Regions from separate parts of the Homo sapiens genome. Here region 1 is linked to region 2. A link is a loop called in an ENCODE intact Hi-C map of the cell type or tissue named here. Cell type or tissue: PC-3. All regions are shown on one strand.

Region 1 (8,000 bases), 150 kb after region 2:
ATTATCACTGCTTGCCTTATTTATTGTATCTCTGTCAGATGGCCATCTGTAACTGTAAGGGAGTCTTTGAACATGCATTTTAAACATTGCTGCCTCTAACTAAATAATGATTCTGTTAATAAGGAAGGAGAAGAAAGTAGTTGGCTAGAAAAGTAGACAAGGCAGATGAGGCAAGAATGGAAGCACAGAAACCAGTAGAGGCTATTCTAGTGGCCCAGAATACAGAAGATGTAGGCTTATACTAAGGCGGGGGTCATGGGAATGGAGAAGACTGAACAGATTCGAAGTAGTATTTGGAGACTGAATGAATAAAACAAGATTGGAGGAGGCTGGGGAAGGAAGAATTAATAACTTTCTTAGGTTTGGGGTTAGAGCAACTAGGTGGATGGTGGTGCCATTTACAGAGATGAAAAAGACTGGAAGGAAAGTATGGGTGCAGAAATGGGGAATTTGTTTGAACTTAGAGACAGCAACTTTCAGATGCCTTTTAAAAATCTATGTGGGGCCGGACACCGTGGCTCACGCCTGTAATCCTAGCACTTTGGGAGGCCAAGGTGGGTGAATCACCTGAGGTCAAGAGTTTGAGAGCACCTGGCCAATACGGCAAAACCCCGTCTCTACTAAAAATACAAAAATTAGCAGGCATGGTGGCGGGTGCCTATAATCCCAGCTACTCGGGAGGCTGAGGCAGGAGAATCACTTGAACCCTGGGGGTGGAGGCTGCACTGAGCCGAGATAGCACCACTTCGCTCCAGCCTGGGCGAAAGTGTGAAACTCCGTCTCAAAAATAAATAAATAAATATATACATAAATAAATAAATACGTGGAACTGTTAAGTAGGAAGTTATTTATAAGAGTCTAGAGCTTCAGAGAAAAGTGAAATCTAGGAATAAATTTGAATCATCAATATTTAAATAATATTTAAAGTAACGTAACTAGACAAAATCAACTAGGAAAAGTGTGTCTGTTATATATATGTTTATATATATGTCTATATATGTATGTGTGTGTGTATATATATATATATATATATATATATAGTTCAAAACCAAAGCTAGCATATTGTAAGAGGTATGACCAATGTAGTAGAAAGAAAACCAGGAGAAAAAAAGAAAATATATATGATGTATACACACACACACACGCATATATATATGTATATATATGTGTATATATGTGTATATATGTATATATATATGTGTATATATGTATATATGTGTATATATGTATATATGTGTGTATATATGTATATATGTGTGTGTATATATATGTGTGTGTATATATGTGTGTATATATGTATATATGTGTATATATGTATATATGTGTATATATATTTGTATATATGTATATATGTGTATATATGTGTATATATATGTGTATATATGTGTGTATATATATGTGTATATATATGTGTATATATATATAGAGAGAGAGAGAGAGAGAGAGTTCAAGACCAAAGCTAGCAGTTTGTTAAGTGGTATGATCAATGTAGAAGAAAAAAAAAAAAACAGGAGAAAACCGGTCATGCTGAAAACCATATAGGAGAAACTGGTCAACTCAGCTGGGCTTGACAAAATTGGTAACCTCAGCAAAAGCACATTTTGTGAAATGTTGGTATTGGCAGCCAGAATGAATTAATTAAAAATAGTCACAGCATTTCTATTATCAACCAAGACTTATGCAAAACGTATTCTAAAATTTTTTTCTAATTGTGAGAACTCTAAGGTGGAAACCATTTTAAAACTCACAAGTTTACCTGGCAATTGGAGACTGAATTCCTTCCTTTAAACTGACGCTATTATGAGTCTATCCCTTGCTGATTGCCCCTTTCCCCATTTATTATTTATAGCAAAGCTTGCATACTTATGGCCTGATGGCCAGAATGTGCCCACATATTTTGTTCAAGCTGTGTAGTACTGGCTTATGCAGAATTTTTAAATTTTTAAATCTTGGAAAGAAAAGAACCCTCATCTTTGTAGGATACATATTACTAGTCAGTCTCTCCTGCTTGCCCTCTACCTCCCCATCATCATTAATAATCTTTCCACAGCATTATTTTCTTTCTCACACATTCCTTAAAAAGCTGTTTAACTATTGAAGTATTTACAAGTGAGATGATGTGATGTCTTTAGCAGGCTTCAAAATAATGCAGTGTCAGGGGGAATTGGTTAGTGAGGGTGTAGATGAAACCAAATCGGCCATGCATTGAAAATTGTTCAGGGGCCAGGCATGGTGGCTCATGCCTGTAATCCCAGCACTTTGGGAGGCCGAGGCGGGTAGATCACCTGAGGTCAGGAGTTCAAGAACAGCCTGACTGACATGGTGAAACCCCATCTCTACTAAAAATACAAAAATTAACTGGGCGTGGTGGTAGACACCTGTAGTCCCACCTACTGGGGAGGCCGAAGCAGGAGAATTGCTTGAACCCTGGAGGCGAAGGTTGCAGTGAGCTGAGATCAAGCCGTTGCAGTCCAGCCTGGGCAACAAGAGTGAAACTCTGTCTCAAAAAGAAAAAAAAAGAAAAGAAAGAAAATTGTTGAGGATGGGTCAGTATGCAAGGGTTGATTATACTGTTCTCTCTACATTGTACGTGATTGAAAATTTCCAGCATAAAACCGTTTTTTAAATGGGGGAGGGGAAGAACTCGAGTAATCTTTACTATCAAGAAATTTATACTCAACTTGAGACGGCACATTACTCAAGAAGTTAAAACTCGGAGGCTGAGGGGAGAAGAGTGTGCACTGGCAGAAGGAGAGATGGCACAAAGGTATTTAAAGGTATGCCATGTTGATACAGAAGGCCAGATTGCAGTATGGTTGCAGCAGAGCAGGAACAAACATTCGTGGAGTACTTTGTGTTAACTTCTATGTACTGTGTTTTACAGGATTTTTCTCATTTACTGTTCACATACATCCTATGAGGTTGATATCATAGGCAAGAAAGCTCTGATACTCAAACAAGTTAAATTATCTGCCTTGGGTCACAAAGCTGGTGTAGGATAACTTTTGGAAAAGCAATCTCACTGGAAAAGCCAGACTGCAATTTGCTGAGGAAAACTTGTGGACCAGAGACCAGGGGTCACCTACAAGCTAAATAAAATGTATGGAAAGTATGCTTAAAATGTTTCATTTTGTTGCTAACATTTAAAAATCAGGAACAAAGACTTTAGATTTCTGACTTTTCTTTAAGAACTGAGAATCTATCCACATGGGTGCTGTACCACCTCACAGCCAAGGCACTGCTGCCCCCTTTAGGTGGGACTTACGCTCTCCTTTCTGTGGGAGTTCCTCCACTCATTATTGCAAATGTACTGCTTCACTTTACGCATTACGGCCTACATAGGTATTTGAATTCATTTATATACTAATTGTATTCATCCTGGAGTGTTATGACATGGTGGCATGGGTGTGATCAGTGAGAGAGAAAGGAGTACAGTCTTAGAAACTCAATGTGATTTGACCACCACATGTTGAGAACTACGCTCCAAACCACTTCTCTGGCAATTAATCCTGTACTCCATGCCTACTATAATGTCTCTTGCAGAGTTTTCTTGTGCTATAAATGCTAAGTGCCATATGATAAGTGGTGTGATAATAAACGCTTAGGGTTTCAGAGGAGGGCACAATTATTTCTGCAATCATTAAGACAAAAAATTATAAAAGTTGAATTGAAATTTTATAAGAGAAGACAAACCATTACATATGGAAGGAAAATCACAGGAAAAAGCATAAACTTAGGAAGGTGCAAATATGTGCAGAGAGTGGGAAGTGGACCAGTGTACTCGAAGCTGAGGTTCCTTCATCTAGGCAACTGTAACTCAGGGCTTGATAGAACCACAGAAATGTTTAAACTAGAAAAGAACTTACTTGAAATTATTCTTTCAGACCATCCATACTTGAAATTATTCTTTCAGATGACAACCAAGATCTTTTTTTACAATTTTTTGTAGAGGTGGGGTCTTTCTATGTTGCCCAGGCTAGTCTTGAACCCCTGGCCTTAAGTGATCCTCCTGCCTCGGCCTCTCTAAGTGTTCATATTATAGGCATAAACTACTCTGCCCAGGCACGATCTTTAGAAGTTAGGTGATTTGCTTAATGTCACATCGCTAGTTCATGAAGGAATTGACATTAAATCTTCCGCTTTCCATGGTTCTCCTCTGTACTTCCCTTCAACATGAATCATTTACATTGTAGACAAGGAGAGAAAAGTCTGAGCTGCTGCTGGGTTCTGGACACATTATTTTTCTTGACCTCAAGTAGCAATTGCCCTTTTCCTTTCATCATTCAATTTCACTTCAAATTCTTAACCAGGAACTGAACCAAGAAAGTACTGCAGGCAAATCTGACAAGTAGAAAAAAGAATTAAGAATGGTTGATGCATCATACCACTTTTTGCCATTATGTGACTACATCTGACCTTCTTCAAAAATGACCTGGCCAGCTTCTAAATTCTATATTACTACCAGGCTCAGAAAAGGGGAAGAAACTACACAGTGAATTTTTAACCAACTAAAGTGGGCATGAGGAAAGGGAAGATGTGCTGGCAGACGAGTCTCAGGCTCAGCATTTGTAATAATAAGAATTGAAATCTGAAAAGAGTAGTCAGTTTCAGTGCTGCCTAAAAGGCACTGAAGCAGGCTTCCTCTGGCTTTCAATCCACAGCTAGTGATGCCTAGTTTGCATCTTGGAATTCAGGACTGGCAATATAGCCTAGTGTTAAGATCACAGCCTTTGGATTTGAATCCAGGTTTTAGCATTTACCAGCTAAGTGATAGGGATAATTGATTTAACCTCTCCAAGCATAAGTTTACACACATATAAAATGGTGACAGGAATAGTTCTTACCATCCTCATTGGGTTGCAATGAGCATCGAGTACCTTAATTTAGGTTTCCCCAAAAGCACAATCTGAGATGAAAATTTGAGTGCAAGTAGTTTATTTGGGAGGTGAGAGTGTGATGATGTGAGACAAGGAGAAAAGCCAATAATGGCTCAGTTAACAAGCACATACCCCCTGGGTGAAGAAGAGGCCAAATCCTACCAGGGATTCTTCATCACAGGGCTAGGAAGCTGGGAAGGGTAGTTATCCTTAACTTCCCATTCCTCGCTGGTTGAGAATTTCTCCTGGGCAAGCGTCCCAGACACTTCTGGCCTCCCCTGAGCACAGGTCAGGTATAGTCCAGAACACAGAGAAAGCCCTCTCACAGAAAATCCATGACTTGAAGTAGAAAGCTTTGTTTTTATAGGAACCATCCACTAAGGCTGCAGGTGACTCCTAGATGGGGCCAAGGGGATATGGATAGGGCATTGACAGCATCTTCTATAGTGAGATAATGTATTTATCATAGTAATGCCTGGAACATAGTAAGCACTCAACAAATGATACAGCTACTTAAAGTACAAAGTGCTTGGCACAAAGATGGCAAAGGGAAGGTCTTCCCAATTAAAAAGAGGAAACACTATCACTAAAGAGATGAGATGAGTAGAATCAACCCAGAAACCTGGGAGTCATCCTTCACTCTACCTTCTTCTCTTCACCCCGCTACCCAACCGACCCCACCTTTTTCTCCATGTATCATCAGTTTAATCACTTTAGCATCTCTCCTTTCTCTCTTCTCCACTCCAGCAACACTACCTTAAGGTAGGCTTTCACATTCCTTGCTTTAAGTATCATATCAACTTTCTACCTGCCTGACCTTCCTGTTACTCTCCCTTTCTTGAATCACCCAACCCATTCATTCAGTAGTATCAGAATGCTTTTTTCTAAAACCCAATTCTGACAAGGTCAAACTCTACCTCAAATACTTCAATGATTCACCATTTATTTCTGGGTAAAGTTAAAACTCTTTAGGACACAAGACTCCTCATAACCTGGTCCTGCTTATTTACCCATCCTATCTGCACTGTACTTTACCTTCAACTTCCACACCCAGACATAAGATTTAGTGCCTAATGTATGGTACATTTTCTCATCATTCACTGCCATTGCCTGACTCCCACCTTTTTTCATCTAGAAAGCTCCTAGTTTTCATTAAGGAATTCAAATTGTTATCATCTTCTACAAAAAACGATCCCTGATATTTCCCCTTCCCTCTTGATCTGGATAGGCGATCAAATGACCATCTTTGTATATCTTTTTTTTTTTTTTTTTTTGACAGTGTCTCACTCTGTCACTCGGGCTAGAGTTTAGTGACACCATCATGGCTCACTGCAACCTCTACCTCCCAGGCTCAAGTGATCCCTCTGCCTCAGCTACCAGAATAGCTGGGACTACAGGCATGCAACACCACACTCGGCTAATTTTTGTATTTTTTTGTAGAGATGGAGTTTTGTCATGTTGCCCATGCTGATCTCGAACTCCTGGGTTCAAGTGATCCTCCCACCTCTGCCTTGCAAAGTGCTGGGATTACAGGTGTGAGCCACCATGCCTAGCTTGTATATCTCAAAACCTACCACTTGTATTATCAGTATTGGCTTACTTTATGTCTTACTAATTAAACTATCATTCTTCATAATTAGATACCAAGAGTCTGCATTCATAAAAAGTATGCAAAGTGATTTTTATCCACACTGAAGTCTAAAAACAGTTTTTTACAATAAGTGCTTCCTAAAGGGAAGGACCTTTTCTCCTTGTAATTCCAGTGCCTAACATAGCTCCTAGCATGTACCTGATACTCAATAAATAACACTTGAATTAATAAATGAAATTACTTGTCTGGAATATTTCCACTCTTTCACAGAGATTTTATCAGGTTGCCACATGTGGTAATAAGACTTATTAAAGAATGCTTCCCTGCACAGATGGTATTGTAATTTGGGTATCTCATTGTTGATCTGCCAGTCCTCCAGCTAAGTGGTTATTAAATAAGACCTGTTGTTCTACTTTTTCACCCTTGATTGCCTTAAAATCTTTTTTAAGTATTTAGTCTTATTGGTTTTGGTAATGAAGTCTAGAAGAGTGGTTCTTAGACACATCAGAATGACCTGGAGAGCTTGCTAGAAATAGAGATGTTTGAACCCCAATCCCAAAGATTCAAATTCATTATTTGAGTGGGAAGGAGCCATGCTCTGTATTTTTAATGAGATTTTGAAGAAGAAAGTATCCCCTGTAATAAACACAACTATAGATTGTATAATTTAGAGAAAAGGATGGCATTTTTACAAACAGATACACCTACACCCTTATGACTTATTTCCTCTAGACAAATACCATGACCTGTTTCAAAAGAGGTTATCAGCACACTTTACAAATAGCTCTTGAAGTTTGGCAGCGTTACAATATTTTGCCTTGATTGGCTTGCCTAGTAACTTAACATACCTAAAGAAAAATCCACTGTCTTTTTTTTTCCTTCCTCTTGTGAATATAAAGGTAGACTGCATATTTAACCAAGAAATTGGGAGTATGGTCATCCAACTTTGACTTGTGTGAGCTCACATGTTGCATGTTGCCTTCTTACTAGATGACAAAATCAAATCTTACTCCAGACCTCGAGTCTGTTCTTACTTTCCACAGCAGGCTCTGTAGTTACCTGAACCCTGACAACAATGGAGGGGGCTGCAGGGTGAGGACAAGTATACACCTTCCTCCCTTTACCATAAACTATCCAGGGTGTCATGGCAGTCTTTGGCCCAGACTGTTTTCAGAATAAAGGGTTTTATTATTTTACACGGGAATCATAAAGTGAGCCTCTTTGTTCCTCTGTTTAGTTCATCTCCCCTTTAAACTTGTATATCTACTCTAGAAGACTACTAGAAAGTCTAGATTACTCTAGAAAAGACTTGGCATCTTGTTTGTCTCATGCTGGATATATTCCACTATGGTACTCTCTAGACCAAGGATGAGAATTAAACTCTATTCTGTTTAATTCCGTTTAAGCTATTATAGTCTCCAAAGTGAAAAAAATTGCTTTAAAAGTGGTATCAGAATACTCAGGAATTGAAAAAAAAATAGTTTTCTCTTGACAATACTTGAGCTAATGGTGATCTGAAATGTCCAAGGAGA
Region 2 (8,000 bases):
GTTACTGTTTTCAGACACAGACCATGCAAAGTCCTCAAGCTTATAAAAGATTACATTCTGGAACATGAGCTATCAGATAAAATTACTGGATCTTGATTTTTTAATGTTATAAAGGGGCAGTGGGGCGGGGGGGCAGAGGTGCATGTTCTTGCCTAAAGCCTAACATTAAACATTTTGTAAGCAAAGCAGAAAAGAGCTCTTTAGTACCCCCAAAATGTCTGTTTTAGACTTGTACAGATAAAAACTTTCTAAAATATTGAACAGCACAAAGTATGAATCCCAGCTCTATAATTTTTCTAGCTATGTGACCTCAGGCAAGTTATCCTCTCAGACTCAGTTTCCCGAATTATAAAAATGGAATAATAATGGCACCTATCTCATGGGGTATTGTAAGAGTTAAATTAGATAACCTATGAAAAGCACTCAGCAATGCCCAGAAAAGTGTATGCGCTCAATAAAGGTTAGTTGTTGTTAGTAGTATTATGTGTAATTATTAATAACCAGGCTCATGTCTTGCCACTCATCCTGTAAACTGCCCTGGTTCATCAAACCACATTGCAGCCCATAAGTCCCAGACAAAAACATCAGATAATGCCATTGTATAGAATCCTACATATTTATTCCTGACATCATTCTAATTCAGTCACTCCTCTTCACTCCTCCACCTGACTTGAATCATGCAGACAGCTTCCAACCACCCCCATGTGCCTTCTTCATTTTATTTATTTATTTTTATTTATTATTACTTTTTTATAGACAGCGTCTCACTAATGTTGCCCAGGCTGGTTTTGAACTCCTTGGTTCAAACAATTCTCCCACCTCAGCCTCCAGGGTAGCTGGGACTGAAAGTGCCTATTACCACTCCTGACTCCATGTGCCCTCTTTAGCTCCAGCCCCCATTCTGGCCTCCATCACTTCACTGGGACCTGCTCAAGCTAGCTGTGTTCTCTGTACCAGCCCCACTGCCTCAGTGAAAAGATTAGATCACCTTAATAAATCATCTAAAATTACTTAATACAATCCAGTATAAATGTATAAAATGTAACATCTTCATAATTTCCCCTTAATTCAATTAAATCTTGATTCTTCCCTTACTCCTCTCCAACCAAAACCTGTTCCTTCCTGAGACCTCCTCATTTCAGTAAAAAGCACCTCTAGCACTTCCCCAGAATTCTAAATGTTGATTCTTTTCTTTTCTTACTCCCTAAATTCAATCCATTGGCAAGTTCTATAGTCTCAACTTTAAAATACATCCTGAATCTTTCCCCTTTTATCTCCATTACTAACACCTTTGTCCTTTGTAGAATCAGCATCAGCACAACCTGCGAACATGGGCGCCATCCCACTTGTATTGAATCAGACCCCAGGGGGAAGAAGCAGGTCTATCAGCTTGTTCAGCCCTCCCTTCTGGTGATTCCCATGAACACTTTCATTTAAGAACCACTGCTCCCATCAAAACCACTGCCATTTCTCCCACTGGGAATATCACAATAGCCTTCTGACTCATGTCCCTGACCCGACTCTTTTGCTCCCCAACAATCCATTTTCCACACAGCAGCAAGAATAACATTTTTTCACTTAAAATCCTCCAATGACTTCCTATGTCCATTAAACTAAAATCCATTTTTCTTGCTCTGGCTTACAAATCCCTTCATGAGCTGGCTACATCCTACTTTTCCAACTGCGTCTCTCTCTAGCATCTTTTACGAGCTGGTGACACTGGTCTTCTCTTGCCATTACTTGAACATATTCTGGTTTCTACCACAGGGCCTTGGTAAAAACTTGCTCTTCTGCTGGGATCATTCTTGTCATTGGGATCCCAACTTCAACGTTTGCTCCTCAGAGAGGTCTTCCCATTATGTTATTTAATAAGCAGCTTCTGGGCTCCAATAAGTCATCACAATCAGATAGTCAACATTCATTCTCTAAGTATCACTTACTGTGATCTCATAACTTTCTTATTTGCTAATTTGAGATCTATTATCTTTCTTCTACTAGAATAGTCTAAGAGTAAGGACCTCATTCATTGTATTCACTCTTGTTCACTCAGAAACTACAACATGGCCTGGCACGGTGGTTCACGCCTGTAATCCCTGAACTTTGAAAGGCCGAGCCGAGCAGATCACCTGAGGTCAGGAGTTTGAGACCAGCCTGACCAACATGGTGAGACCCCATCTCTACCAAAAATATAAAAATTAGCTGGGCGTGGTGGCAGGCACCTGTAATCCTAGCTACTTGCAAGGCTGAGGCAGGAGAATTGCTTGAACCCGGGAGGTGGAGGTTGCAGTGAACTAAGATCACGCCACTGCACAGCAACAAGAGTGAGATTCCATCTCAACAACAACAACAACAACAAAAAAAAAGGCAGAAAGTACAACAATCACTGGCATATGTGCACCAAATGTTTAATAAATATTAATATTTAACAATAATTAATAAATAAATTATTTATTGAAATAACTCATTAATTTAAATAAAGCAGCAGAGGAAGAAATATTTTCAGCAGTTTCAGGGAATTTGGAAAGTCTTCTTTAAGAAGACTGTGTCCCGTTACCCTGAAAAGAGGCAGAGTAGGACAATGGATTAAAACTAAGCTTGGAATCAGATCAAGCAGGGTTCAACTCCTAGGTCTACCTCTTACAACACACAAAAAGTATCTCTTTTTTTTAACTTGTTCAACTTCTAAAGCAATTTTTTATCTTTCATTTTTTTTTCATTTGTTTTGTTTTTGGAACAAGGTCTTCCTCTGTCACCCAGGCTGGAGTGGGTGGCATGATCACTGCTCACTGCAGCCTTGGCCTCCCAGACTCAAGTAATTGTCCCACCTCAGCCCCCTAAGTAGCTGAGACTATAGGTGTGTGCTACTGCACCCAGCTAACTTTTTATTTTTTGTAGAGACGAGATCTCACAATGTTGCCCAGGCTTGTCTCAAACTCCTGGACTCAAGAATTCCTCCTGCCTCCGGCTCAACATCTTCCTCTCAGGGTCATTGTTGGGATTAACTAAAATGATGTAACATGGAACATCACATATAGTAGATCTACTCTGTAAATTATACCTTGAAACTTTAAAGAAGATTTGGAGTTCCTTGAAAAATATATGTGTCGTATGACAATATAAATGTAAATCAAAACAAAATAAAGAAATAGTTCACCCTATAATCTTGTTTCCTTCAAAGAAAAAACTATTTCACCTTGTCATTTCCCTTTCACATATACATACAATTTTTTTACATAATGAAAATCTTAAAATGGGTTCAATTTTGTAATTTCTTGCCTTTTTGAAAACCCAATTCAAAATGTCTCCTTTTCTGTCTCTCTCTCTTTTTTTTTTCTCAAGCAGACAAAGTGATCAAGTTGCTGGTTTCTCCTGCCTTTGAAGCCGAAAGTCTTACTACCTTCTTGTACTGCTCTCTACATTAGCAATTTCATCTTGCACTCTGATATTATGAATGTCATGCCTTTAAAATGCATGAACCAACCCTTATTTGCACTAAAAATTCCAAGCCTTTGATCATTCCTCATCCTTTTGCTCAAAAATAACTGCTCCAGGTTTTGACTTGAATAATGGTCAACTCAAAAGCACACATCTCCATGTTTGATCATGAATCTGCAAAATTAAAAGTCTTTGTTCTCATTGGAGCAATGCTGGTAACAGGAAAAGGAGTGAATCCAGGAGGCAGATAGAAGTTGGAAGTCACAGAAATATGATGAGTATCATCATTCTGGAGACAGCCTAAAGTGCATAAGTTGTTGGAGTGCTTGTGGCCACTCTGAGTGTTGTGAAGGGATGACATAGGTACAATAAGGAAACTATTGTAAACTAATAGATTTTGAAAAGTAAATAAGGGAAAGTGAAAGTCTCCAAGTTTACAATCTATCCAAGTAACATTAATTGAATGCTTACTGCATGCCATGCAATGTGATAAATTCTGGAAATATCATGATGATTAAAAATAAATAAGCCAGGCAGGGTAGATCATGCCTGTAATTCCCAGAGCTTTGGTAGACCAAGGCGAGGGGATTGCTTGAGGCCAGGAGTTCGAGACCATCCTGGGCAACATGACGAGACCCTGTCTCGAAAAAAAATTTTAAATTAGCCAGGTGTGGTGGTGCATACGAATAGTCCCAGCTACTCAGAAGGCTGAGGTGGGAGGATCATTTGAACTTAGGAGTTTGAGGTTTCAGTGAGCTATAATTGCAGCACTGCACTCTAGCTGGGGTAACAGACTGAGACTCTGTCTCTAAATAAATAAATAAATAAAACTGAAATCTGAGCATAGTTCCTATTCCCATGGACTTTATAACCTAGTATAGGAAATAACAATGATTCCACTAAACACTTAAGTACACATCAGTTTACGACTGGTATTATCATTGGAAAGAAATGTGTGTAGTATTATAAAATCATGAAAAAATTGGACTTCACCTGAACTTGGGGCTCAAGGAAGGCCTCTCTGAGAAAGGAGTATTTGATCTGAGATCTAAAAGTAGATGTTAACTAGGTAAATGTCTATGAGTTGGGGTTTGGAGGGACTGGGAGTACAGAGCATTCCAGACAGAGAGCACAGCATCCACAAAGGCCCTAAGTCAGAAACAACAAGGCCTGTTGACAGAACTGATAGAAAACCAGTATGACAATGGCTAAAATTGCTCAGAAGGTGAGTCAGAGCACCATGCAAGTCAACGTTGGGATGTGTCTAAATCAGTGATAGAGCTGTAACTCACAAAGTCAGCTGTGAGGATTAAAGAAAGAAAATAAGATAACCTTGGTAAGGAACATAGTACACTGCCTGGCACAAACCAAAGCTATTTGTAAGTGTTCCCTATTCTTATTATCATCATATTCATTACCATGTCTACTTGCTCATACATTAGCCATTTCAACTTTTCTGCCATCTTACCAAGTCAGGTCAGGCCACTATTGTTCCTCACATGGATCACTCCAATAGCTTGCTTTCAAACTCATTCTCTACACTGAATTCTTCCCTTCCCACATGAAAGCATTTAATGATTCCACCTCTGGTTAGTTGTGTATAATTTTGGCTTTGAATATGGTTCATTGTGTACAATGCTTATAAGGTTAAAAGCCAGACATTATTTATACCAGTCAAAATACATAGAAAATACCGTCATTACCACCCAAGATAGTGATAGAGATGGCTTAAATATTATGCGCTTAAAATGCCAGGTAAAATTAAAATATCATCCAGAGTAATTATAACTTTAACTAAGGAGTCACCTGTCAGGTAGGATCTCCAAAATACCAAAAACTATATTGAGTGGGGAAGGTGAGGCTGCATCTGCTCAGTGGAAGATCTAGGGAGAGCTAGAAATACCAGCTGGAGCCTCTGATCACTTTAAAGTACAGCCTTCAGTAAAACCTCTCCAGAGTGAAGTTCCGTTGACAGTCATAGCTCTCTGCTCCCGCCAACCAAGTCTAGAGCACCGGCCCAACTAGGACCCCAACTTCCTCATCAACAGTGTAAGAAGTGAAGCTGGGAGAGCCACATAAGCAATAGAATTTCTAATTAACAGCGGGGCACGGTGGCTTACGCCTGTCATCTAATCACTTTGGGAGGCCGAGGTGGGCGGATCACTTGAGATTAGGAGTTCAAGACCAGCCTGGCCAATATGGTGAAACCCCCTTTCTATTAAAAATACCAAAATTAGCCAGGTGTGGTGGCACACACCTATAATTCCAGCTACTCAAGAGAGTGAGGCGGGAGAAGAGCTTGAACCGGGGAGGTGGAGGTTGCAGTGAGCCAAGATCATGCCACTGCACTCCAGCCTGGGTGACAGATCGAGATTCTGTCTCAAAAAAAAAAAAAAAGAATTTTTAATTAAAGACCCAAAAAGTCTTCTCTTTTTATTTTGAACTTAGTCCTGGCTAGCCTGTAGGTAAATACCTACCATAATAAAGGAACTTAAATGGCATAGTCTGCAAAACCAAGAGAAGTACAAACATAATAGAGTCACCTTCTAAATAAAACCCTTCTAATGATTCACATTGCCTTAAGATAAAATCACTCCATGTAGAGCTTTTTATGATTTATTATCTATACCCTCTGAAATTCCTCCAACCTCATCTCTCATTACAACCCACACTCACTCAACACTCCAAACTTAACCACAGCTTTTGAAATCCCTTGAGTGGACTATGCACCAGCTCATCTTTGGGTCTTAGGATATAGGCTACTCTATCTGCCTAGAATTTCTTCCCTCCCTGCTACCAATTCATTCTTCAGGACTCAGCTGAGAAATTATCTTCCATGGCCGGGCACAGTGGCTCATGCCTGTAATCCCAGCACTTTGGGAGACCAAGGTGGGCGGATCAACTGGGGTCGGGATTTCAATGACAGTCTGACCAACATGGAGAAACCCCGTCTCTACTAAAAATACAAAATTAGCCGGGCATGGTGGCGCATGCCTGTAATCACAGCTACTCGGGAGGCTGAGGCAGGAGAATCACTTGAAGCCAGGAGGCAGAGGTTGCAGTGAGCCTAGATTGTGCCATTGCACTCTAGCTTGGGCAACAAGAGCGAAACTCTGTCTCAAAAAAAAAAAAAATTATCTTCCGAAAGATGCCTGTCCTAAATACCCTATCCTGGGTTTTGTGTCTCTCCTAAATGTTCCCACAGCACCCTGTATCTATGCTTAGTAAACCACTGCCTGTTTTTGCACTCCACACAACCACACTAGATTGTGACCTGCCTGAAAGAAAATACAGTGATGTCTTCATTCATCTCTTTTTTCTTTTTTGTTTTAAATAATTTCAACTTTCATTTTAAATTCATGGGATACAAGTGCAGACTTGTTACATGGGTATATTACATGACACTAAGGTTTGGAGTACAGATGATCTTGTCACCCAGTAGTGAACATAGTACCCTACAGGTAGTTTTTTACCCCATACCCTTCACACACTCTCCCTCAACCCCAGTAGTCCCCAGTATCTGTTGTTTCCATCTTTATGTCCATGTGTGCTCAATGTTTAGCTCCCACTAAATAAGAACATGCTGTCCCTGTGATTTTTGCTTAGAATAATGGCCTCCAGCCTGGATCCATATTGCTGCAAAGGACGTAATTTTATCTTTTTATGACTATGTAATATTCCATGGGGTGTATGTATGGCATTTTGTTTATGCAATCCACCATCATTGGGCACTTAGGTGCTATTGTGAATAGCACTGGGATGAACATACAAGTGTGTATGTCTTTTTTGTAGAACAATTGATTTTCCTTTGAGTATATACCCAGTAATGGGATGGCTGGGTCGAATGGTAGTTGTATTTTAAATTCTTTGAGAAATCTCCAAACTGCCTTTCACAGTGGCTGAACTGATTTAAATTCCCATCAATAGTGTATGAACATTCCCTTTTCTCCACAGTCTCAGCAGCATCTGTTATTTTTTGATTTTTTAATAATAGCCATTCTGACTGGTGTGAGATGGTATCTCATTGTGGTTTTAATTCATTCACCAAATTGAGAGTTTTCTTTATTCACAGTAGTGAATAAAAATAAAGTCCCTATCCTCAAGGAGCTTATATACTTTATTTAGCTTGTCTTTCCAGCAGGTAGCAGCACATAGTAAACAATAGATGAAGAGAGTTTGAGTGGATAGGAGTTGTTCTTGTCATTGTTATTAGTTGGGAAATCTCTGAGAACAACCTTGCCCAGGGCAGGAGAGTTTAGAACATTTACTTTGTTTATAATATTTATTTATTTTCTGGTTATTGAAAACTATATTCAGTATACAAAATTATATATATATATATATATATATATATATATATGTCGAAAGAAGTGAGTAGAAACTCAGCTGAAAACACATATGAAACATTTATTGATATTTTATGTTTTCTTGCTGTATGTTTCTGTGTATGTGTATATGTAAGGATATGTACAGTTCTTCAATTGCTTTATTGGAATATAATTCATACATCATACAGTTCACCCATTTAAAGTGTTTTTTGTATGTTCACGGGATGGTACAACAAT

What was found. Hi-C counts contacts between places; a loop is a spot of excess contacts. Peaks named below come from ENCODE experiments on the same cell type or tissue, not always from the same donor. Only the 100,000 strongest peaks of a DNase experiment are listed, where the experiment ranks them.
Region 1: it touches region 2 in a loop (5-fold over the local background); 1 of 110 quality-filtered maps calls a loop at or near these places.

The regions. Positions count from the first base shown.
Region 1 is chr5:90,431,066-90,439,065 of GRCh38, forward strand. No RefSeq gene overlaps it. Among named protein-coding and RNA genes, the nearest start is that of CETN3, 25 kb to the left of the region's middle. RefSeq lists a silencer at 3,176-3,265. In PC-3, a CTCF peak has its summit at 3,256 (motif pointing left); a DNase peak (open chromatin) is centred at 3,246.
Region 2 is chr5:90,281,128-90,289,127 of GRCh38, forward strand. All of the region lies in intron 1 of LINC01339 (long intergenic non-protein coding RNA 1339), which reads right to left. Among named protein-coding and RNA genes, the nearest start is that of LINC01339, 4.9 kb to the right of the region's middle. In PC-3, no CTCF peak of the experiment used is centred here; a DNase peak (open chromatin) is centred at 4,654.